Regions from separate parts of the Homo sapiens genome. Here region 1 is linked to region 2. Evidence: chromatin loops called from intact Hi-C (ENCODE). Cell type or tissue: Caco-2. All regions are shown on one strand. Links, peaks and the distances in the headings refer to the core of each region. The heading gives the core; the rest is flanking DNA. Region 1 overlaps PCCA (propionyl-CoA carboxylase subunit alpha). Region 2 holds the start of ZIC2 (Zic family zinc finger 2).

Region 1 (11,280 bases), core at 1,970-9,969, 120 kb after region 2:
GAAGAAGGAAGAAGAGACAAGAGGAGTTAGAGGTATGGTTTGAGAGGAGCCAATGTAGTGTAGTGTTACCAAACCTAGGAAAGAAATTTCAAGAAGTAGTTAGCATTCATTCATTCATTTGTCTAGAGATCTAGCTCTTTACTCAGAAAGTGTTTGTGGAGCATTTTCTAAGTTCCAGGTACTATGGCACGTACAGAGGAGAGAAAAAGAAATTAAAACATATTCCCTAACTATGTCCCAGGTGCAGAGAGGCTAAGGAATAAAAGATTGATGAGGCCAGGTGTGGTAGCTCACGCCTGCAATCTCAACCCTTTGGGAGGCCAAAGTGGGAGGATTTCTTGAGCTCAGGAGTTTGAGACCAGCCTAGGCAACATAATGATACCACCCCCACCCCCGGCTATCTCTACAAAATAAAATAAAATAAAATAAAAATTAGCTGGGTGTGGTGGCACGTGCCTGTGGTTCTAGGTACTTGGGAGGCTGAGGAGGGAGGATCACTTGAGCCCAGGAGGTCAAGGCTGCAGTGAGCTGTGATCACACCAATGTACTACAGCCTGGGTGACACAGCAAGACCCTGTCTCAAAAAAAAGTCTGGGCACGATGGCTCATGCCTGTAATCCCAGCACTTTGGGAGGCCGAGGCAGGCAGATCACCTGAGGTCGGGAGTTCAAGACCAGCCTGACCAACATGGAGAAATCCCGTCTCTACTAAAAATACAAAATTAGCCGGGCATGGTGGCGCATGCCTGTAATCTCAGCTACTTGGGAGGCTGAGGCAGGAGAATCACTTGAACCCAGGAGGTGGAGGTTGCAGTGAGCCGAGATTGCACCACTGCACTCCAGCCTGGGCAACAAGAGCGAAAATCTGTCTCAAAAAAAAAAAAAAAAAAAAAAGATTGGTGAAAGAATTTGAAAAGATCTTTGATCTTTAATGAGAATAATTTTAGTAGCATGGTAAAGTGTTATATACAAAAAATACTGCTTTTGACAACACTCTTGAATAGTTGAAGCAAAATTATATTTTTTGAAAGATAAGCATATTGCATAACTTTCAAAAATTAGTTTCTTTATTTTAAATGCCTATTGACATTTTCGTTAGAAAAAACCCCACAAACTGATGGGATCAACCTAATAAGATCAAAATAAAAGTGAATTTAAAGAATGTTGGAAGATACAGTTTTGTGATTTCATTCACAAAACCTAATACAGCATCCATGTGGCATACTCTCTTTGGTATTGTTTGTTTGTTTTTGAGATAGAGTCTCATGTTGTCCAGGCTGGAGTTCAGTGGTGTGATCTCCGCTCACGGCAACCTCCGCCTCCGGGGTTCAAGTGATTCTCCTGCCTCAGCCTCCTGAGTAGCTGGGATTACAGGCATGTGCCACCATGCCCAGCTAATTTTTATATTTTTAGTAGAGACGGGGTTTCACCATGTCGGCCTGGCTGGTCTTGAACTCTTGACCTCAATTGATCCGCCTGCCTCGGCCTCCCAAAGTGCTGGGATTACAGATGTGAGCCACCGTGCCTGCCCTCTCTTTGGTATTATTTATTCAAGAAACCTTTGGTTTCCTAGAGCTGCTGTACAAATGACCATGGACCTGGTGGCTTAAAACAACAAATTCATTCTCCCACAGTACTAAAGGCCTGAAGTCTGAAATCAAGGCATGAGCAGGGCCATGCTTCGCCTGAAGGCTCTAGGGGAGAATCCTTTCTTGCCTCTTTGAGCTTCTGGTGGCTGCATTCATTCCTTGGCTTGTGGCTGCATCACTCCAGTCTCTGCCTCTGTCTTCACATGGCTGCCTTCTCCTCCTCCTTCTTGTGCGTCTTTCCCTCTCATTCTTTTATAAAGACACTTTTCATTGGATTTAGGGCCATGACAAGATCTAGGATGATTTCATCTCAAGATCCTTCACTTTGTTGTATTGGCAAAGACACTTTATCACAGGTTCCAGGACGTGGACACATCATTTTAGGGGCTATCGTTCAATTCACCTACACGTAGTATGTGTCAGACACTACTTAGAGCTGGGAATATAATTGTGACTGTTTCTGCTCCCATTGTGGTTACATTTGAGTAAGGAGACTGTGCTCGTATAAATAGAAAAGTTCAGAGAGTGAGAAGTGCTCTCGAAGGAAAAAGATAGGTTAATGGGATAGAGAGTGGTAGTGGTGCTGAGTTGGGGATGTTACCTAATGAGACCATGGGGGACATTTCTGAGCATGTGGCATTTGGACAGGAAACTGAGCCAGCCAGCCATGTGACTATATGGGGGCCTAGCATTGCAGACCAAGGAGTGCCAGGGCAAAAGCTCTGAGGGGAGATTGCATTTGGCATAATTAAGGGATGAATGTGGCTGCTGTGGTTGGAGTGAACTGAATGAGGGGGTGATCTTAGGAGATGAGGGAGGAGGAGTGGGTAGGCGGGACAGAGTCATCAGGGGCTTGTATTTGGAATTTAGTAATGAGAGTCCAGTTGGAGGCATTTAAGCACATTGAATTTATGTTTGGAAAAGACGTTTGTGACTAGTACGTAGCGAATGTCTTAGTAGGGGTGGGAGTAGGATTGGGGACTGGGGTGGGAAGAGTGGAAACAGAGAGACCCATCAGGAAGCTGTTGTAGAAGACCAAGCTAGAGATGATGGTAACTTGTGCTAGGGCACTGGAGTTGCTGAGAACTGGTCAGACTTGGAATGTATTTTGGAGCTAGAGCCAGTATCTTGCTGTGGGGTTTGAAGGCAGATACAGATGTACCTCATATCTTGGCTTTATTGACCCTGCAGATACTGCTTTTTTTTTGTTGTTTTTACAGATTGAGGGTTTGTGGCAACCCTGCTTTGAGCAACTGTATTGGTGTCATCTTTCCAATAGCACATACTTACTTGGTGTCTCTGTGAAACATTTTGATAATTTTTTCATTATTACTATGTCTGTTATGGTGATCTGTGATCAGTGATCTTCGATATTCTTATTGTAAATATTTTGGGGTGCCGTGAACCACGCCCATATAAGTTGGAGAAACATAATTGATAAATGTGTGAGTTTTGACTTCTCCAAGCAGTTATTCCCCTATGTCTCTCCCTCTCCTCAGGCTTCCCTAATTCTCTGAGATACAACAATATTGAAATTAGGCCAATTAATAATCTTCTAAGCGTTCTAGTGAAAGGAAGAGTCACACATCTCTCACTTTGAATCAAAAACTAGAAATCATTAAGCTTAGTGAGGAAGGCCTGTCAAAAGCCAAGATAGACTGAAAGTTGGGCCTCTTGTGCCAAATTGTAAATGCAAAGGAAAAGTTCTGGAAGGAAATTAGAAGTGCTACTCCAGTGAGCGCACAACTGATTAAAAAAAGTGAAACAGCTTTATTGCTGATATGGCGAAAGCTTTAGTGGTTTGGATAGAAGATCAAACCAGCCACAACATTTCCTTAAGCCATAGCCTAATCCAGCGCAAGGTCCTCGCTTCAGTTCTGCGAAGGCTGAGAGAGGTGAGGATGCTGCAGAAGAAAACTTGGAAGCAGAGGTTGGTTCATGGGGTTTAAGAAAAGAAGTGAGGCCGGGCGCAGTGGTTCACACCTGTAATCCCAGTACTTTGGGAGGCCGAGGCGAGTGGATCACAAGGTCAAGAGATTGAGACCATTCTGGCTAACATGGTGAAGGATCAGATGATTGTTAGCATTTTTGAGCAATAACTGTTTTGAACAATAATTAATTGGACCTGAACCTACAGTATCTGTAAGGTATGTACAAACAGGGAAAGGAAGGAATTAAGAGTGACTTTTGAAGGGTAGACACACAAGGTCGCTATTGTGTGATTTTGTGTTTATATGCAGTCTCCAGAATAGACTGATCCATGAAGACAGAAAGTAGATTAGTGGTTGCCCAGGGCCTGGAGGAGAGGGGATGGGAGTGACTGCGAATAGTTAAGGGTTGTCTTTTTGGGGTGATAAAAAATGTCCTGGAATCAGTAGCCATCATGGTTCCATGCCTTGTGGATATACTAAAAACCACGGAGTTGTATACTTTTTTAAAAGGGTGAATTTTATGGTATGTGAATTACATCTCAATTAAAAAATAAAAGAATGGTCCGGGTGCAGTGGCTCACACCTGTAATCCCAGCACTTTGGGAGGCCGAGGCAGGTGGATCACCTGAGGTCGGGAGTTCGAGACCAGCCTGACCAACATGAAGAAACCCCATCTCTACTAAAAATACAAAATTAGCCAGGCATGGTGGCACATGCCTGTAATCCCAGCTACTCGGGAGGCTGAGACGGGAGAATTGCTTGAACCTGGGAGGCAGAGGTTGCAGTGAGCCAAGATGGCACCACTGCACTCCAGCCTGGCGACAGAGTGAGACTCCGTCTCAAAAAACAAACAAACACAAATCTTCGAATACTTATGTTAACAAAGTAAAGCAAAGAGGCCAAGGTGGGAGGATCACTTGAGGCCAGCAGTTCAAGACCAGCCTGGGGAAAATAGTGAGAACCCCCCAGCCGCCCAGTCTCTACAAAAAATAAAAAAATTAGTGGGGCATGGTGACATGCATCCATAGTCCCAGCTATTCAGGAGGCTGAGGTGGGAGGATTGCTTGAATGCAGGAGTTCAAGGCTGCAGTGAGCTATGATCCTATCACTACACTTCAGTCTGGGCAACATAGTGAGATCCTGTCTCAAAAAAAAAAAGTACAATGAAGCTAGGTGTGGTGGCAGGGATGTGTAGTCTCAGCTACTTAGGAGGCTGAGGTGGGAAGATCATTTAAGCCTAGGAGTTAGAGGCTGCCATGGGCTATAATTGTGCCTGTGAGTAGTCACTGCAGTCCAGCCTGGGCAAACATAGTGAGACCCCCATCTCTTAAAAAAACAAAAAAAGTAAAATAAGGTGAAATTAATATATTTTACTTAATATATTCAAATATTCAAAGTATTATTTGAATATGTAAATGTAAAAATTCACTAATGAGGTCTTTTACATTTTCTGGGTACTAAGTTTTCAAAATCCAGTGTGTAGTTTACTCTTAGAGCACATCTGAATGTGGCTCGTGGCTGCCATATTGGATGGAACAGCTCTAGGGCACAGATTGTGCTACTAATCAAGTCCCACCTTGAGGTGCTGGGACTGGCCTTTTGAATGCAGTGTTAGTCAGCCCTTGGCCAGGCAGGGTCGGGGGAGCTCTCAGGCTTGATGGAGAGCTGTATAGTTGAGGAACATGGTCGAGATGAGGGTGCAGGTGTGAGCCGTTAGTTGTCAACACAGCAGTTAGAGAGGATCTGAGTGGCCACTGACAACATCTGCTACAGCGGGATGGGGAAGAATGGCCTGGCGGAAGAGTCAAGGGTGGGATGATGGAGCTCTAGAGTTGACATGTATAGTTTCCTGGTGCTTGAGCTTAGTACAGAGGCAGAGCCCAGAGAATCTTGAGTCTTGAACATCTCTCTCAAATATTAGGTGTTCAACTTGGCTTTTGGCAGACACTGAAGATTGGAATGGTCTCTAAGATCCTGAAGACTAAATAGTCTATTTGAAAGAAAAGCTGTGCTTCCAGGAAAAAGCCAGACCTAATTAAGTGTCTTCAGAGAAGGGCATGGGCTCTGTTACAATGCATGATGAAATACCGTGTCATAATACATGGATAAGACCTTCACCTGGAATTTTAGAGATGAAGCAAGATGAAGTAAACTAATGTTTACTTTGACCTTGGTGAGATCATTTTATAGCTCCATTAACCCAGTTTTGAGGATAGTTTCTTCTTTGAAGCAGAATGCATTCTGATAATGAATTTATCTCATAATGAGTTATTTAGTATTATTCATCTGAATGCTACTGCGGGTATGTTAACAACAGTAGTTTTGGTTTTGGCAGAAATAGTGTTCAGATTGTTCTTTAAGATATTTGCCAGTGGATTTACCAGTTTTAACTGCCACGTGAGGCCACATCTTGCTTATGAAAGTAGGTGCTATCTAATCTTTTTTTTTTTTTTTTTTTTGAGATGGAGTCTTGCTCTGTCACCCAGACTGGAGTGCAGTGGCGTGATCTCGGCTCACTACAACCTCTGCCTCCCGGGTTCACGCCATTCTCCCGCCTCAGTCTCCCGAGTAGCTGGGACTACAGGCGCCTGCCACCACACCCGGCTAATTTTTTGTATTTTTCGTAGAGACAGGGTTTCACTGTGTTAGCCAGGATGGTCTCAATCTCCTGACCTTGTGATCCACCTGCCTCGGCCTCTCAAAGTGCTGGGATTACAGGCGTGAGCCACTGTGCCCAGCTGGTGCTATCTAATCTTAAGAAAGGATTTTTTTCCAGCCACTGCAAACAGGATTTGTTTCCCTGTTTGCAGTGGCTGGAAGGCATGCATCCAGTTTGTCTAAAAGCCTACCATTTCCCCCGCTTTTTGTGTAAGTTATTGTGTGCTGATGATAATATATGCAAGACTGTGCTAGCCATGTTAGACATTCTCATTTAATCCTCATAGCAGCATTATGACCTAGATAAGTACTATTATTATCCCCAGTGTACAAATGAAGAAACTTTCTATATATCTAGGAAATGTCAGAGCCAAGATTTGAATCCAGGTCAGAATCTGAGTCTAGACCAGAACTCTTATTGACTATATTATTCTCTAATGGTAATTCCCAAGTGGTTCTGGTATAATTTTAAGAAAGAAGGTGACAGTTACATATTTGGATTTAGTTTTCATGTAAAACCTTACATTTTTTGGCACTTTACTGTTTATAAAAACTCATTTGATCCTTTTAATAACTCCCTAGGAAATCAGGGAGGTGTCATCACCTACATTTTGTAGATGGAAACGGGGGCCCAGAGAAATGATTAGCTCAATGACTCACAGCTGAGAGTTGACCCAAGTCTTGTGACTCTGAGGGTCAATGCCACTTCCTATGTGCCAAGCCATTTTCAGGCATTTCTTTTCTATGTGTGGAAAATACAGGAAATCATTATTCCTGTGGGAGAGAACCAGTGGCAATATGTTACTGGGGAGTCATTTTGCACACGCTGACCTCTCTCATTTTGGCTGTGATTGGCTAGCCTTTATAAACAGAATTGATTAAAGTTCTTTCTCAGAACCTTTGTTGCTAGGAAATACCTTACAAAGAATTTTGGACTGGGCGTGTAGCCAGTTTGTTACATGCTTAACAAAAACAACAAACGTTAAAATTCTGTGTAGAGGTCCAAATTAGCAGACTTCTTCAAACGTTTTCCTTCATTTAGAAAATAAACTTTATGTTGTGGCTTTACACAAATGGTCTGAGTGTTGACCTGATTCTTCATTTTTGACCTTCCATGAATGTCTCCCAGGAGGAAACAGGAACAGAGCCTTTATGGGGCTCATTCCAAACCAGTTCAGACTTGTCGTGGGAATGGTTCACATTGGTAGTTGTTCTGTTATAGTTGTGTTTGCTTGTACGAGTTCTACTTCTTCTTTTTTTTTTTTTTGTTGAGACAGTGTTTCGCTCTTTTTGCCCAGGCTGGAGTGCAACGGTACAAACTTGGCTCACTGCAACCTCGGCTCACTGCAACCTCCGCCTCCCGGGTTCAAGCGATTCTCCTGCCTCAGCCATCCGAGTAGCTGGGATTACGGGCATGCACCACCATGCCCAGCTAATTTTGTATTTTTAGTAGAGATGGGGTTTCTCCATGTTGGTCAGGCTGGTCTCGAACTCCCAACCTCAAGTGATCTGCCCGCCTCAGCCTCCCAAAGTGTTGGGATTACAGGCATGAGCCACCGTGCCCGGCCCGAGTTCTACTTCTAGTTACTGGGTAACCGGGAGGCATCTATGCTTTTTACAGCTTTAGGCCACATTATTACAAGTTCACATGTGTGCAAGCTCTGTGGAACAATATCATATCTTTGAGTAGATATTAGTGTTTATCTGGGAATTGCCACTGTTTTTCTTATCTAGAAATAAAAAATTTCAGAAAGCTCTTGACCAATCTGTGGTTAAATCTTATAACCATTACAGCCTCAGCCTGTGACCTTTGAAAAGTTAAAGTCCTTGGGACTCAACTTTGTCATAAAATTGGGGATAATACTCTTGTAACTCACAGTTATGCTTGAAGGAATATATGAGAGATAGTCTTGATCTTTAATAGGGACACAGTAATAATTTCCCGTTCACAGTTCCTTCTTGTTCTTGGTCTTTTACTTGGTAAAGGTTTTATTTTATAAACTATATCTTTTTGTATCTTTTACCTCCACTTTTATACAGAGATTACATTTTTTAAATTAATTAAATAATTAATTAATTTTTTCTGAGGAGTTTCGCTCTTGTTGCCCAGGCTGGAGTGCAATGGCAGGATCTAGGCTCACAGCAACCTCCACCTCCTGGGTTCAAGCAATTCTACCTCAGCCTCCTGAGTAGCTGGGACTACAGGTGTGTGCCACCATGCCCCGCTAATTTTTTTGTGTGTGTTTTTAGTAGAGACGGGATTTCGCCATTTTGGCCAGTCTGGTCGCAAACTCCTGACCTCAGGTGATCCACCTGCCTTGACCTCCCAAAGTGCTAGGATTACAGGCATGAGCCATGGTGCCCGACTCTTTAAAAAATAGTTGTACAAATTTTTCAGTTCATTTAAAAATGTTGCTATAAGAACATTTTGTTTCTTATTTGAGTCGTTATCATCTTAGAAAGTTCTAAGAGGTGGTACCTGTTGGTTGCCTTTTGCTGGTTTTTTTCCTCCATTTTTTTCCTTCTAGCTTTAACAGTGACTACTGGGAAGTTCTCTCTCTGTCTCTGTCTGTCTCTCTGTATCTCTCTATCTCTTTTCTTTTTCTCCTTTCTTTTCTCTCTTTTCAGTGGGGTCTTGCTCTGTTGCCTAGGCTGGAGTACAGTGGTGTGATCTTGGCTCACTGCCACCTCAAACTCTGGGGCTCAAGTAATACTCCCACCTCTGCCTCCTGAGTAGCTGGGATTCCAGGCTGTACCACCGTGCCTGGCTTAGTCACTTTTCTTAATGTTTTTAAGCATTAAGATACGCTTTCTTCACAAACAGTTCAATGAATGAGAAATATCCTTGATTACTGATATTGCTTTTTCATATTTATCAGCCAAACCACTTCTGTACCAGAAAATGTGAAATAAGAAATCATGCTGAAGACATCAGCAAATATAAAAAGAATATTTTATTATGTTCTGGCCACTGTTAAATTTGAAGCTCCTTGAGACCAAGACTCTCGTTTTGTGTTTTTAAAAGTTCTGTGTGGTCTGTGACATTTCTGACCCTGCTCTATCCTTTTGAATGATCAGAAAGGCTTTCTTCAAATTTGCTTGGCCCCTCGACAATTCTTGTTTTGCTTTTCTGGAGATCGTTTTGATGCTTTTGGTTTCTCTTACATACCAAGGGGCTGTGTCTGTAGATATGATTTCCCTTTTGTAATTATATTTATGGTATATTGCCTAGAACTACATTTATTGATCAGACACGTTCGCTAGAACCTAACTGGAAGAAATATCCTGAAAAAATGTTCTAAAGCCCATCAAGTATTTGCAATTTATTTTGCTTTCCTTTTTTTGTAGCATGTTCTGTACTATTCAAGACAGTGCTTAATGGTGTCCCGTAATCTTGGTTCAGTGGGATATGATCCTAATGAAAAAGTAAGTATTTAAAAGATATTCTCAACAACTAAATTAAACTTATCATGGTTTTACTTTCTCGTCTCCACACTGTGTTCAGTGGACAGATGAGATTTTGTTAAGGCTGTGTGGTCATTGATCACTCTAGCATTGTGTGTTTCTATAGGTGCTCAGTCTTTAGGTATTCTGTTTTTCATTGTGGGCCACAGTCTGAATCTTTTTAATTTTGTATTTATATCTTTAGCAAAAATTGAATGCATTTACAATGTGTTTCCTTTGTTTCCAGCAGAATAACTAAGAAAACATTTGTTCTTAAAGACTGGGCATTTGAGAGATTTAATTAAACTATTGAGTTTTTCTTTCATTTACTTAATACTTTTTTTTTTTTTTGAGATGGAGTCATGCTCTATCACCCAGGCTGGAGTGCAGTGGTGTGATCTAGGCTCACTGCAACCTACGCCTCTGGGGTTCAAACAATTCTCCCACCTCAGCCTCCTGAGTAGCTGGGATTACAGGCGCCCACCACTGCACCTGGCTAACATTTATATTTTTAGTAGAGATGGGGTTTCACCATGTTGGCCAGGATGGTCTCGAACTCCTGACCTCAGGTGATCCACCTGCCTCAGCCTCCCAAAGTGCTGGGATTTCAGGCATGAGCCACCGTGCACCTGGCCTCATTTACTTAATATTTATATTATTTATTTATTTATTTGTGAGATGGAGTCTTGCTCTTTTGCCCAGGCTGGAGTACAGTGGTGTGATCTTAGCTCACTGCAACCTCCGCCTCCCGGCTTCAAGAGATTCTCCTGTCTCAGCCTCCTGAGTAGCTGGGATTACAGGTGCGCCCCACCACGCCCGTCTAATTTTTGTGTTTGTAGTAGAGACAGGGTTTCACCATGTTGGCCAGGCTGGTCTCAAACTCCTGACCTCAGGTCATCCGCCTGCCTCGAGCTCCCAAAGTGCTGGGATTACAGGCGTGAGCCACTGTGCCCGGCCTATATGATTCATTTAGATTGAAGGTAATTTTGTGTATTATAAATTTCAGGACAAGGGGTTTCTAATTAAAATGCTATTACAATAATGTTTGAGCCTTGTAGGGACTAGAAGAAGTGATTGGAAATAAAATATGGTTTCATGCCTTCATGGCAATGAAGGCATCGAAGTGGGCGGGAGTTTTGGTTAAGAAGGGATTGTTCAAGGTGAGTGTCATCAAAATACAACTGACAGGAATGATTATTTGAGAATGACATGTCTGAGGTATCTTCTGAATCATGTGCTGAAGTGCGCAATACTGCTTTCCAGATTCTTTTGAATCTGGAGGCCTGGAGGAAGAAAGAGTCTACATATCTTCAGTTCAGTAGAAATACAATGTGAAACACAGTTGCAGGGTGATATGGTTTGGCTCTGTCCCCATCCAAATCTCATCTCGACCTGTAATCCCCATGTGTTGAGGGAGGGAGGTGATTGGATCATGGGGGCAGTTTCTTCCATGTTTTTCTCATGACAGTGAGTTGGTTCTCACAGGATCTTAAGATCTTACAAGTGTTTGGAAGTTCCTCCTTTGCACTACTCTCCCCTGCTGCCTTGTGAAGAAGGGTCCTGCTTTCCTTCTGCCATGATTGTAAGTTTCCTGAAGTCTCCCCAGCCATGCGGAACTGGGAGTCAATTAAACCTTTGTTTATAAATTACCTAGTCTTG
Region 2 (11,280 bases), core at 2,245-10,244:
CAATTTCTTTTTATGGAAGCCTTAAAAAAGAAAAGACTTTCTTAGGAAATAATAGAGATTTGGGTAGCGATAGGAAAGAGGGATATTTACAAAGTGAGTTTAATGAATATTTGCAAATTTATGACCAAACCTAGACCCTAAAAAGATAATTGACTCAGGTAAATCGACTTGAGATGCTAATTCTTAAAAGAAAAGACTGGGAGCAAAATTTCAATCAACACCAATAAGGCGCCAATAAACCGCCTGCCAATTAAACCTGAGAATAGGCCTAGCTAGATGGTCATCAGGAAGGCTTGCAGTGGATTTCCGGGATTGCCTTTCTTTATAAAAGAGCTTTTTATTTTGTAGAAGCGCTTTTTGTTATTGTGATGACCCGCCTGACCCCAGGTGCGCTGTTTCTTTTTCAAGCTATTTGGGAGCCAAATCAAACCCCCTTAACATCCCAAGTTTCTGAAGACCCAATAATTCTGTCACACTTCCTAAATAAACACCAACAATTTCCAGGGCGCTGAAGGGAATAATAATACTAGTTTTAAAAGCAGGGGGCTGTGGAAGGCGTTATGCCAATTCTTCTGGGGGTTTGGCCCGCATATTTCGACGGTGGTGCTGGTCGTCAGGGCCAGTCCTCAAATCCATGCCCCTTTCTGCGTTTTGCAGCGGAGGTGCCTGCGTGGAGGCAGCAAAGTGGCAAGCCATGGAAATGTCCTTTCTGGAGTTAGCAAGGGCTCTTGCGGGGCGTGTATTTCCAGACCTCTAGGTTGCACCCCGAACCCCAACCTCCTTCCAACCCCAGACAAAGGCGCGAGTAGGTTGGGGAGGTGAGAGGCCCAGTAAATGGCCAGCTAACCAGAACCCAGGTTGGCTGAGTTAACCGCGCTCAGCTGCCTGGAGGCCACGGGACCCGATCTCTGGGGATGCTCGAGCTGGCGCTTGCGGCTTCCCGCTGCGCGTAGTGGGGGACTGAGGCTCCACCGCTCCCCCGGTGCCCTCTGTATGTCACCGAACACAGCCAAGTTTCCTGCGAGGGGTGTGGGCAATTAATAAACTCTAAGGGAAGTGAATTGGACATTTCCTGGCTTTTGAGCCTTTGTTTGATTGTTTCTGCAGGCGGAGGGAGGGGGATCTCGGGGACGGTGGGGTGGACAAGAAAGGAGCTGGGGGACCCACCGAACCGCCCTTTATTGCCCCTGCAATTGCTTTACGACTCGCTGGTCCCGCGTGGTTTCTGTGAGAGCGGCCTCCCTGCAGAAGGACTGGGTGTCGGCGGGTTTGGAGCATCTAGTGTCATTTAGGCCGCGCCAGGGGCGGGTTCAAGGGCGAATGGGGCACCCAAATTACTAGGGGAATCGAAGGACCTTTGAACCCCAGCCCAAGGGCGCCAATGGGTGCTTAACAGGCGCGGAAGTAGGGGGTTGCTAGCAGACACTGGAAAGGGCCTGATGGTCCACTGAGACCTTTCGTAAAAGCTAGGGCGGGGTGGGCAAAGGCACCGGCACAGCTGTATTTTAGTAGAGCTTCGCCAGGGCCGTAAGTGATGGTGACTTTGGGTTCAAGGGTTTTCCCAAATCAGGTTGGCCAGGCACTAGGCAGGGAGTTTCAGGGCAGCCTCTCCTGGCCGCCCGCCCCGTCTGCACGAGGCAGGGACCGGATCCCCCATCCCCACCTTCCGGCCTTGGCAACTCGCAATCTGACTTGCGTTGGGGGCTGCGACTGGCCCAAGGCCTTGGGGTGCTCAGAATCGCTCCGCAATTGGCAGCCCTCCCAGGGGCTCTCGGAGGGTTACTGCCCTCCTGAGGTGGCGCTGAGTCCTGAGGCTCCACGGATATGTGTGGAGCTAAAAGTATCCAGAAAAGTGCTTCTAATAGCCCTATCACACTTATGTAGACTTAATGAGGATGAAAAGGCAGAAGACTGGGGCTGTGTGGCCACGACTGATACGTTGGATTCTGTGGAGATTTGTTTTGTCTTGTTGTTTGTACAGTCATGAAGTGGGCCTATCCCATGTCCACCTCACCTTTGTGGTTGAAAGCCATTGAAAAACTATCACTCCCTTTACTTCCTTACTACTAAAGAATAAGTTCAATACAATTTGACTGTTATCAAATACTTTCATTTGGTTTGCAGTCATTTCTACCCTCAGAGATGGAGGTTGTTGGAGAAAGACCTTTGACCTACAGTTGACCATTAGGATTGACAATTTCTTGGGAAATGCATTATTGTTCTAAAATATGTTCCAGAAGGTCAAAACAACGACAGAACTCTCTTACATGTTCACAGTTCATATAACCACCCAATATTTATTTGTGTTGGCCCCTCGATGTGCTTCTCCTCCCCTTCATCTCTTATCCTTTAGGATGTTTTTGGATGGGAAATGAAGGAGAAGTAGAGTTTGTGCGGTTAAAAATAAAATCTCAAATTTCTTGGGTAGTTCCTCCCACTCCACACCCCTTCCAATATCTATACTTCAATATTTGAAGAAGCTGTTGAGATAAATCAAATAGTGACACGTTGATGGATTTACTTGTGTAAGCAATATGGTTGACATATGGCACTGTTATTTATGAATGACAGCATAAATTGTATTACAAAGTCTATTGCAATAATACTGCAGTTTATTGGAAAGCTGCTCGCCTGTCATCTGTATTCAATCTCTCTGGATATAGTTCGCCTGGGAGCCCAAAGGATAGGTCTTCAGAATAATTAAACACATTCACGTAAGCTAATGCCTCCTATTTTTTGTTGTTTGGTTTTGTTTGTTTTTCAGCAGTAGAATCACTCCCATCAGGAAGGAGAAGACAAGTAAGGACAATTAATTCTCTTCCTTTTGGAAAACCACAACCACTGACTATCACCATTGCAGGGGTAAAGGCCAGGGTGGTTGATGTCTTCTATTTTTTCTGAGTCCCTTTTGACAAATACACAAATATTTACATCCCTATCACTAAACTGCTGGTGAGCACATATTTTATATGGAGACTTTTTATAAGCCCAGTTACAGAACAGTAAATTTTAACTGTAGGAAGAAAAGACATTCTTTTAGCAAACTAGAGAGGGCCTTATCCTATCACAACCTCATTCAGCACCCCCACTTCTTAAAAATGGTATTTAAAAGTTACAACATTGGCTGAGATTTTCACAATTTCCCCTTCTTTTACATTACACTTCTCTAAAGCACTAACAAAGAACTTTTGTTCTAGGTGGATTTTATAGAGGGGGCTCCCGCACCACACATGTGGTCCTTCATGGGTCAGGGGTCACCCAGCCCAGGAGTGGCTGAGAAGGCGGAATCAAAGGTGCCTTGCAACTTAATATCCTGTTGATGATCTTGTTGAATTTATGAGTCTGTGATACAGATGATGGTGCTGGAATCCTATGAAATCCACCCCCCTGCTTTTTTTTTTTTTTTTTTGGTCACTTGTTTCTCTAATTTCTTCTCTCAACTCTTTCCCACTACCCCCGTTTCCACCTTCTTCCTTAAGAGGAAAATTACAAGTTTGAGTGGTGTGGCAACCGAGAGCTTCTGCTTTTCAATGTAAAGGTCAATTCTGTTTGCTTGTTCTTTGACTTCTCCTGTCCAGCAATGTATACCTATTTGTGTGTGAGGGTATAGTGTGTGCATACACGCTATATTTATGCATAGGTACACAAAACACACCCCATACCACAAAAGAACTCAGTCAACACTGTTCACAGAGGCCCACAAACCGCAACGAGGTGCTTTGGTTGATGGGCGCTCGGGTGTTTGGCGGGATTTTCTGGTTTTTGAAGACAACCCCAATTCTCCATCGCGCTGCCATTCCCTCTACTTGCCGAGAAATGAACACTGGCCCCCGCGGCCCTGAGCTGGATCCGCTCAAGCCCCGGCCTGCCGCCCAGTCGCACGCAGCCTCCGTAAGATTTCGGAAGCATAGTTTTGGGAAATTTACAAAGAGGGGACTTGTTTGCCGGATGGAGACAGTTGTGGGTCCTGCGGCCCTGACACTGCCACAGACGGGCCCTTCCAGAAACCTGTTGAAAAACTGAATTCACTCACACTGTGCATAACGCCGCTTGGCCGCTTTTTTCCTTCAGCCAAGGAACCCGAGTCTACTTTTAAGGCAGTAACTCTGAAAGCCTTTGCATGCTTTTTTTTTTCCCCTTGGTCTCTCTAGCTCTCTCTTCACTTTCCTTCCTTAAAAAAAAAAAGTCATGAAGTAAAGGGGTTTTGCGGTTTGTAGAGAAATAAAGCACTTCTGAGAAGGGACGGCGACGTGACTTTGAACTTGGCTCAGCTCTTCTGTGCCCTGCAGAGAGAGGAGAACTAGAGCCGGGAAAGAATAGCCAGGAGCGCCCAACCCGTAGGGTCTCCGGCGGGAATTAAGGCGTCCGCCCCACCGCCCGGCCGCGCGCGGCCCCTGGAATCCGGCGCGAGCGAGCGCCCAGCCGCGCGATCCCCAAACGCGGGAGCAGCAAAGGCGAAATCAAAGCGAAAGAGAGAATGGGTCAAAGAGGAGAGGGAGGGAGGACTGGGGAGGGGGTAAGACAGTGGGAAAGGAGGAAAACTTCGAAGTCTGATGGCCTGAAAGAAGGAAGGGAAGTGAGGTCTCTGCATGTGCAGGTCTGCTATTCTCATAACCAATCTCCAAGAAAACATTTTCCTTCGGAAATATTTTTGGAGTAAGCCCTTCCAAATACTCTCCTCTCGTGCTCGCCTCCCATTCCCATAAAAATTGATGAATAAAGCAAACAAGTGTGTAGTACAAAAATTGCACTAGGCAATTTTTAATGGATTCAACGTGGCAGGGCAGCCTTTCTGCCAAAGATGTTCTCTTTTCTCTCTGCGTCTATGTCTCAGGTCCCTTTAGGTCTAGGGGGCCAGTTTGGCTAGTGCCCTCCGCCCCCTTTTATGCACAGAGAGAGGGGTGTGGAAATGGGAACGTTTCCTCCTTTCAGGGAAGGTGAGAATCTCCATCTTCCAGGCAAACTGCCTTGCTTTCAGACAGGATGCCACAGCCTGCCTCCTTCTTGCACCCCCACCCCACCCCCAGGACAGGGAAGAATGGGACGGAGGGAGGGCACAGGGCTCCTTATGCAAGGGGCTGCGGCCAGCGCCAACCTGCAGAGACTCGCTTAAGCCGGGAGAGGCTGCCTGAGCCGGCGCAAGAGAGCCCGGGTTCTGCCAGCCATAGTGAGCTAGAGGATTCTTCCCGCGTTTTTGTTTATTTCATTTCAGAACATAATTCTGAAAAATTTATTATTTTCTCTTCGTTTAATTTTATTTCAACTCCTAGAGATTTATAAATAAAAGCAGTTCTCCAGGCCAGCCAGGAGAACACGCCCGAGGCGCTGGCCTCAGGCTGTCCCTTCACACCTCCGCAGCCTCTGGGCCCTCCGTTCCCTCTCTAGTTACCTCGGGAGCGCGAGATTTGGGCGGCGGGACAGGAAACGTCCGCAGCGGTCAGCCAGGCGCGGCGCCGGGAGCGGCCTCGCCGCTGGGCCACCGCCCGGGTGGTACTCCCTGCTCCTGGAGAAGGAGTGGATGGATATATATGCTTTCTAGAAGGTTTAAGCCCTGCCGTGTCTGACGGCTTCTTCTCCCGAGACCCTGAGCCTGACCCGCAGCCAAACTCCGGCCTGAGTCTCGCTTGGTCTCGGGCGTTCCCACACTTCTCAGCCCAAGGATGCGCGGCCCGGCTTCTGGGCATTTACCCTGAGGGTGACACTGTCTTTAAACGACTTCCGAACAACCCCCTTCCACGCAGGGGCCGCTGCCCAGTGTTTACTGCTGTAAACGGAGCAGGACGCAAGCGGCGGGTGGGGAGCTCAGCGCGCCGAGGGGCGGACGGGGACGCCGCGGGGGGCGGGGAAGGCGGTGTCTGGGTGGGCGTCCGGAGGGTGGGAAGAAGGGGCATGCCTGGCTTTCTCTGTGCCCACGGTCCTGCACCTGTGGTTTCAATGCCACAGAGCAAGTTTACAAAGGCGGGGTGAAAGTAGGGAGCGTGCCAAGCGGGCAGCAGACCAGCCCCCCGCCGCTCCTTGTGGCGCGCTCCCGGCGAGGCCCCGGGCCTGAAATGTCCCCGCGCGCAGAGCCTCCTGCCAGGCGACCCAGCTGTTAGCCACCTCTCGAGCGGCCTGGAGTGCTCGGGCCAGGCGTCCCCGGGGTTTTCGGTGTCCGCTGGGAGCTGCTCAGATCCCGGGGAAGTCGGTGGCCTACGCAGAAAGACTGGAGCGCTGGGTTGCCTCCCATTCCTGACCCGGCTGAGGGCGCCCTGACCCCGCGGCCCGGGCCCGCGTCCGAGCCACGCTGGACGCCCGGCTCCCGGGAGCGCCGCGGTCGGCCAGGACTAGAAGCCGCGGCGCCGAGGTCTCGGGAGAAGCGCGGCAGGATGGCAGGCCGGGCCCACGGGCACGTTCGGCGGCTGCCTGAGCCGGCAGCAGCTCAGGGAGCGCGAGGACTGAGGGGCGGGCCCGGCAGCGGGGCGGGGGCGCGGGACTGACTAGGCCGCGGCGGCCAATCGCGGCGCCGGGAGGGCGGGCGGGGCGGGAGCCGCCGTTAAAGGGGCGGTTTGACCGGGGGGGCCCGGCCTCGAGCTGGAGGGAGGGAGGGAGGCCGGGGCGGGAGACTAGGGGGTGCGGGGGGAGGGGAGAGGAAAAGGAGGAGACAAAAAATAAAAAATAAAAGGCTGCCGCTGCAGCGTTGGCGGCGCCCATCGAAATCAACGGAGGCGGTGGCGAACGCAGCCCACCGCAGCCGAGACCTGGGAGCCCGCCTGGGCCTCACACTCCCTCGGGTCGCGGACTGCGCTGGGTCCACGCGGCGCGGTCACTAGTTCCGGGCCCAGCGCCCAGGCCCGACCGGCGGGAGGGAGGAGGCGAGCGAGAGATCACTTTTTTATTGTTGTTATTGTTTTTCAGCCCAGCCTCCCCCTCCTCCCCTCCCCCTGCTCGCTTTCTCCCCTCCCACATCCCCCTCCCCCCTACTCCCCCGCCTCCTCCTCCGGCACAACTTAAAGAAAGGGGGAGCGGCGCGGCTGCTGCCTTCATCTGGGGAAATTCGTGGCCACTGCAAGTTTACTACGCGAGGCGCAGCCAATGCCAAGCGCCGAGGCCGAGGAGGGCTAAACACTGCGGCCGCGGCTCCGAACAATAACCGCCGCGCGCGGGGCGGCGCGAGTAGGGCCGCGGGGGAGGGAGCTGTCGCCGCAGAGCGCCGCGGAGAGGACGCCTGGACTCCGCCTGCCGCCCCGGCGCCCCCGCCGCGGTCAGGTGGAGCCGCTGGTGCGCTGGCCCCGGGTGCCGAGCGCGGAGCTCGCCTCGGTCCTCTCCTCGCCCGTCTGCCTGGCGTGCGCACGGCCGCCGCGGTTGTGACTGCATTCTACCGGCGCTGCTCGGTGCGGCCGGGCTCCGGGTCCGCTGGGCGTGCGAGTGAGTGTGTGCGTGCGCGCGCGGGTGCGCGCAGGGGTGGGGGCTGCGGCGCGGCGCTCGCCCCCCGGTAGCCCCCCTCTCCTCTCGGCTCCCCACACCTCCCTCCGGCTCCCTCCTCCCGCCCGCCCTCCCCTGCCCTGCCCGCCCGCCCCCGCCGCAGCTCCTTTAATACACTTTGGTTCTCCGCCTGGCTTTGGACTCTTCTCCTCCTCCACCTCCTCCTCCTCCTCCCGCGCCGCCGCCTCCTCCTCCTCTTCCTCTCCGCGCCTTCGCTACGCGCCCGGCCGCCCGAGGCAGATCCAGGCGGCGGCGGAGGCGGCGGGCGCAGGAGAGCGGCTCCCAGGGCTGAAGTGGCCGCCACCACCGCCGCCTGCGCCTGGAGCCCGGTGGCCGCCGGACGCACCGCGCGGATCGGGAGCGGGAGTCGAGGCGGCGCGGAGGCGCAGGGCTCGCAGGGGCGGGCGGGCGCGCTGGCCATGCTCCTGGACGCGGGTCCGCAGTTCCCGGCCATCGGGGTGGGCAGCTTCGCGCGCCACCATCACCACTCCGCCGCGGCGGCGGCGGCGGCTGCCGCCGAGATGCAGGACCGTGAACTGAGCCTGGCGGCGGCGCAGAACGGCTTCGTTGACTCCGCCGCCGCGCACATGGGAGCCTTCAAGCTCAACCCGGGCGCGCACGAGCTGTCCCCGGGCCAGAGCTCGGCGTTCACGTCGCAGGGCCCCGGCGCCTACCCCGGCTCCGCTGCGGCTGCCGCTGCGGCCGCAGCGCTCGGGCCCCACGCCGCGCACGTTGGCTCCTACTCTGGGCCGCCCTTCAACTCCACCCGGGACTTCCTGTTCCGCAGCCGCGGCTTCGGGGACTCGGCGCCGGGCGGCGGGCAGCACGGGCTGTTCGGGCCGGGCGCGGGCGGCCTGCACCACGCGCACTCGGACGCGCAGGGCCACCTCCTCTTCCCGGGCCTGCCAGAGCAGCACGGGCCGCACGGCTCGCAGAATGTGCTCAACGGGCAGATGCGCCTCGGGCTGCCCGGCGAGGTGTTCGGGCGCTCGGAGCAATACCGCCAGGTGGCCAGCCCGCGGACCGACCCCTACTCGGCGGCGCAACTCCACAACCAGTACGGCCCCATGAATATGAACATGGGTATGAACATGGCAGCAGCCGCGGCCCACCACCACCACCACCACCACCACCACCCCGGTGCCTTTTTCCGCTATATGCGGCAGCAGTGCATCAAGCAGGAGCTAATCTGCAAGTGGATCGACCCCGAGCAACTGAGCAATCCCAAGAAGAGCTGCAACAAAACTTTCAGCACCATGCACGAGCTGGTGACACACGTCTCGGTGGAGCACGTCGGCGGCCCGGAGCAGAGCAACCACGTCTGCTTCTGGGAGGAGTGTCCGCGCGAGGGCAAGCCCTTCAAGGCCAAATACAAACTGGTCAACCACATCCGCGTGCACACAGGCGAGAAACCCTTCCCCTGCCCCTTCCCGGGCTGTGGCAAAGTCTTCGCGCGCTCCGAGAACCTCAAGATCCACAAAAGGACCCACACAGGTAACCGCGGGCTGGGACAGGGACCAGGCGCGGAGGGGAGACACGCACAGGCTGAGACTCAGGCTGTGGGTGCCGACGCTGGGCGCAGACCGCCAGCCGGGGACCTGGGATGGGAGGTGTTTTTGCGTGTACGAAAGAGCCAGCAGCTTGTTTCTGTTGGACGATGACAATATTATTGGGCTAGGTTTTTCCATGTGCGGAAATCGAGTTTTGAATGATTAGCCTCACATCAAATGTATGCTTGGGTCATGCAATTGCTTCGTTTGCTCAGCCCCGGTTAATAATTTCCGTTTTAAGTAGAAAGCACAAAATAAAACTGCTCGCTAATTCGGTGCCCGGGAAGCGAGCCTAGAGAGGATTTTGCCAGCTTGTCTGAATGTGCTTTTCTGCTCGGAGTGTATGTCTGTCTGAGTGGTTTGTGTGTTTTCCCACTTCTTTTACTCGGGGTCCAAACGCCCTTCCCGGGACTGTTTCCCATGAAATGAGTCTGGTGTGAGCCGAAGCTGTAATGCGTTTCTCATTTTTAAAGTGTTTTTAAAGCCCGTCTCGGGGTGGGTCGCGGGGGCTTTACTGTGGTTTCGCAGCAGTTTGTGAAATTCTCTAATGGGCACCACAGAGTTTGCGATTCCCAACTTGGACCCAGGTCAGCTAGAGCCCCAGGTCAGCTAGAGCCCCAGGCAGCGCGGCCCCGCGGGGGGATCGCGTGAGAAGAGAGAGCCGCAAAAGAACGCGCCTCCCGCCTCATAGATTATTCATCTATGACCAGGTCTCAGCCAAAATCGTGCCAGACGATTTCCTAAAAGAAAGCCAAATGTTTTAGCAACTTCCCCCGTCAATATTTACTCCGAAGTGGGGATGCGCCAGCGGCCTATTGTTCTCTTCCGGGAAGGGAGGGAGCCGAGGTGCGAGACAAGCTTTTAACAAGGTTTAAAATTTGAGAAATTTATTTGCATGAAATGCTCGCTTTCGAGTCCTGTGTCTGAGCGGATGTCTTTAAGAAACAATTTAGGTGCTAATGGAATTTAACGTTAAACGGTCCCCTTTCCAAGTGGAACGACGTTTGAGTTCTCGCACCTCTAAATGACTCCAAGCATTTGGAATTCTGGCAACAGGATGCAGAGACAGCCAGAAAATTAAACGGGGAGGTTTTGAAAGGCTTTGCTGACTCCCCCAACCCTCGCCCACCAGCTTGTGCCTCTCCGCAGTCACTAGATGCTGCCTTATCTCTAATATTTACCTTTTCTTCAACTTATTTTTTTAAAGACGGGAGGTGAGACTAGAATTGTGGTTAATTCAATTTGCAGAATTTTGGATGAAAAATACTGGCTCAGTCACTCTCCACAGCCCGGCCCCCAAACAACACGTAGCAACTCCAAATGTAATTGCTTACTGGCCCTGGCGAGAAACCGACAGCAGCCCAGCAGCCTGTGTGATTTTGATAATGCCCCAAATATTTTGTCATAATAACAGCTTCTCCGTGGCGAGAGCAACTTGTTAGAAGCTGCAAATCCAAGAAGCCCTCTAGAAAGGCAGGCAGGGCTAGGAGCTTCCCCACATTCCTGAGAAATTTGAGGAGATGGACGTCAGCCTGGAAGAAAGTAAAATACGAAATAAATGAGCAGGACTGTCGGGCGGGAAGGCGGTTAATTTGATCTTAGTTCTGCCGCAGAGGGGATCGGACTGGTTTGAGGGACCCAGCCCCCTCAGGTCCTTCTCCCTCGCCGCGGCCCAGCCCCCTCGCAGCCTGAGTGGGGGCTCTGCAGGCTCTGGGTGTCTGCAGCCAGCGCCGATGTTTGCCGTCCACAGGGGAGAAGCCGTTCCAGTGTGAGTTTGAGGGCTGCGACCGGCGCTTCGCCAACAGCAGCGACAGGAAGAAGCACATGCACGTCCACACCTCCGATAAGCCCTATCTCTGCAAGATGTGCGACAAGTCCTACACGCACCCCAGCTCGCTGCGGAAGCACATGAAGGTACCACCGCGGCGGCCGGGAGGAGGGCGAGGCAGGCCGAGGCGCCGGTGCAGCACTGGCCCGGACCACCTCAGCCGGCCTGGGAGGGTCCCCAGGGGCCAGGGCGGCGGGGGGAACATTTCTGGGGGTGCTCTCCCCCAGGGGCCCGGCCCCACAGCAGCTGCACTCACACCCAGTCCCCTCTGGTCCCCCCTCCCGGCTTTTGTCTTGCAGGTCCATGAGTCCTCCCCGCAGGGCTCTGAATCCTCCCCGGCCGCCAGCTCCGGCTATGAGTCGTCCACGCCCCCGGGGCTGGTGTCCCCCAGCGCCGAGCCCCAGAGCAGCTCCAACCTGTCCCCAGCGGCGGCGGCAGCGG

Evidence for each region. Hi-C counts contacts between places; a loop is a spot of excess contacts. Peaks named below come from ENCODE experiments on the same cell type or tissue, not always from the same donor. Only the 100,000 strongest peaks of a DNase experiment are listed, where the experiment ranks them.
Region 1: it touches region 2 in a loop (12-fold over the local background); 12 of 110 quality-filtered maps call a loop at or near these places.

What each region holds. Positions count from the first base shown.
Region 1 is chr13:100,093,358-100,104,637 of GRCh38, forward strand. It overlaps PCCA (propionyl-CoA carboxylase subunit alpha), which reads left to right. Exons shown (of 24, transcript NM_000282.4): 2 at 9,526-9,603. Among named protein-coding and RNA genes, the nearest start is that of PCCA, 9.9 kb to the left of the region's middle. RefSeq lists an enhancer at 6,798-7,092. In Caco-2, for the core only: no CTCF peak of the experiment used is centred there; no DNase peak of the experiment used is centred there.
Region 2 is chr13:99,974,185-99,985,464 of GRCh38, forward strand. ZIC2 (Zic family zinc finger 2) reads left to right here and starts at 7,600. Exons shown (of 3, transcript NM_007129.5): 1 at 7,600-8,955; 2 at 10,762-10,925; 3 at 11,139-11,280. The coding sequence starts at 7,881. RefSeq lists enhancers at 30-572, 573-1,113, 4,639-5,148, 9,358-10,557 and silencers at 6,182-6,431, 7,260-7,389. In Caco-2, for the core only: no CTCF peak of the experiment used is centred there; DNase peaks (open chromatin) are centred at 6,433 and 7,653; H3K4me3 peaks cover 3,608 bases; H3K27me3 peaks cover 1,062 bases.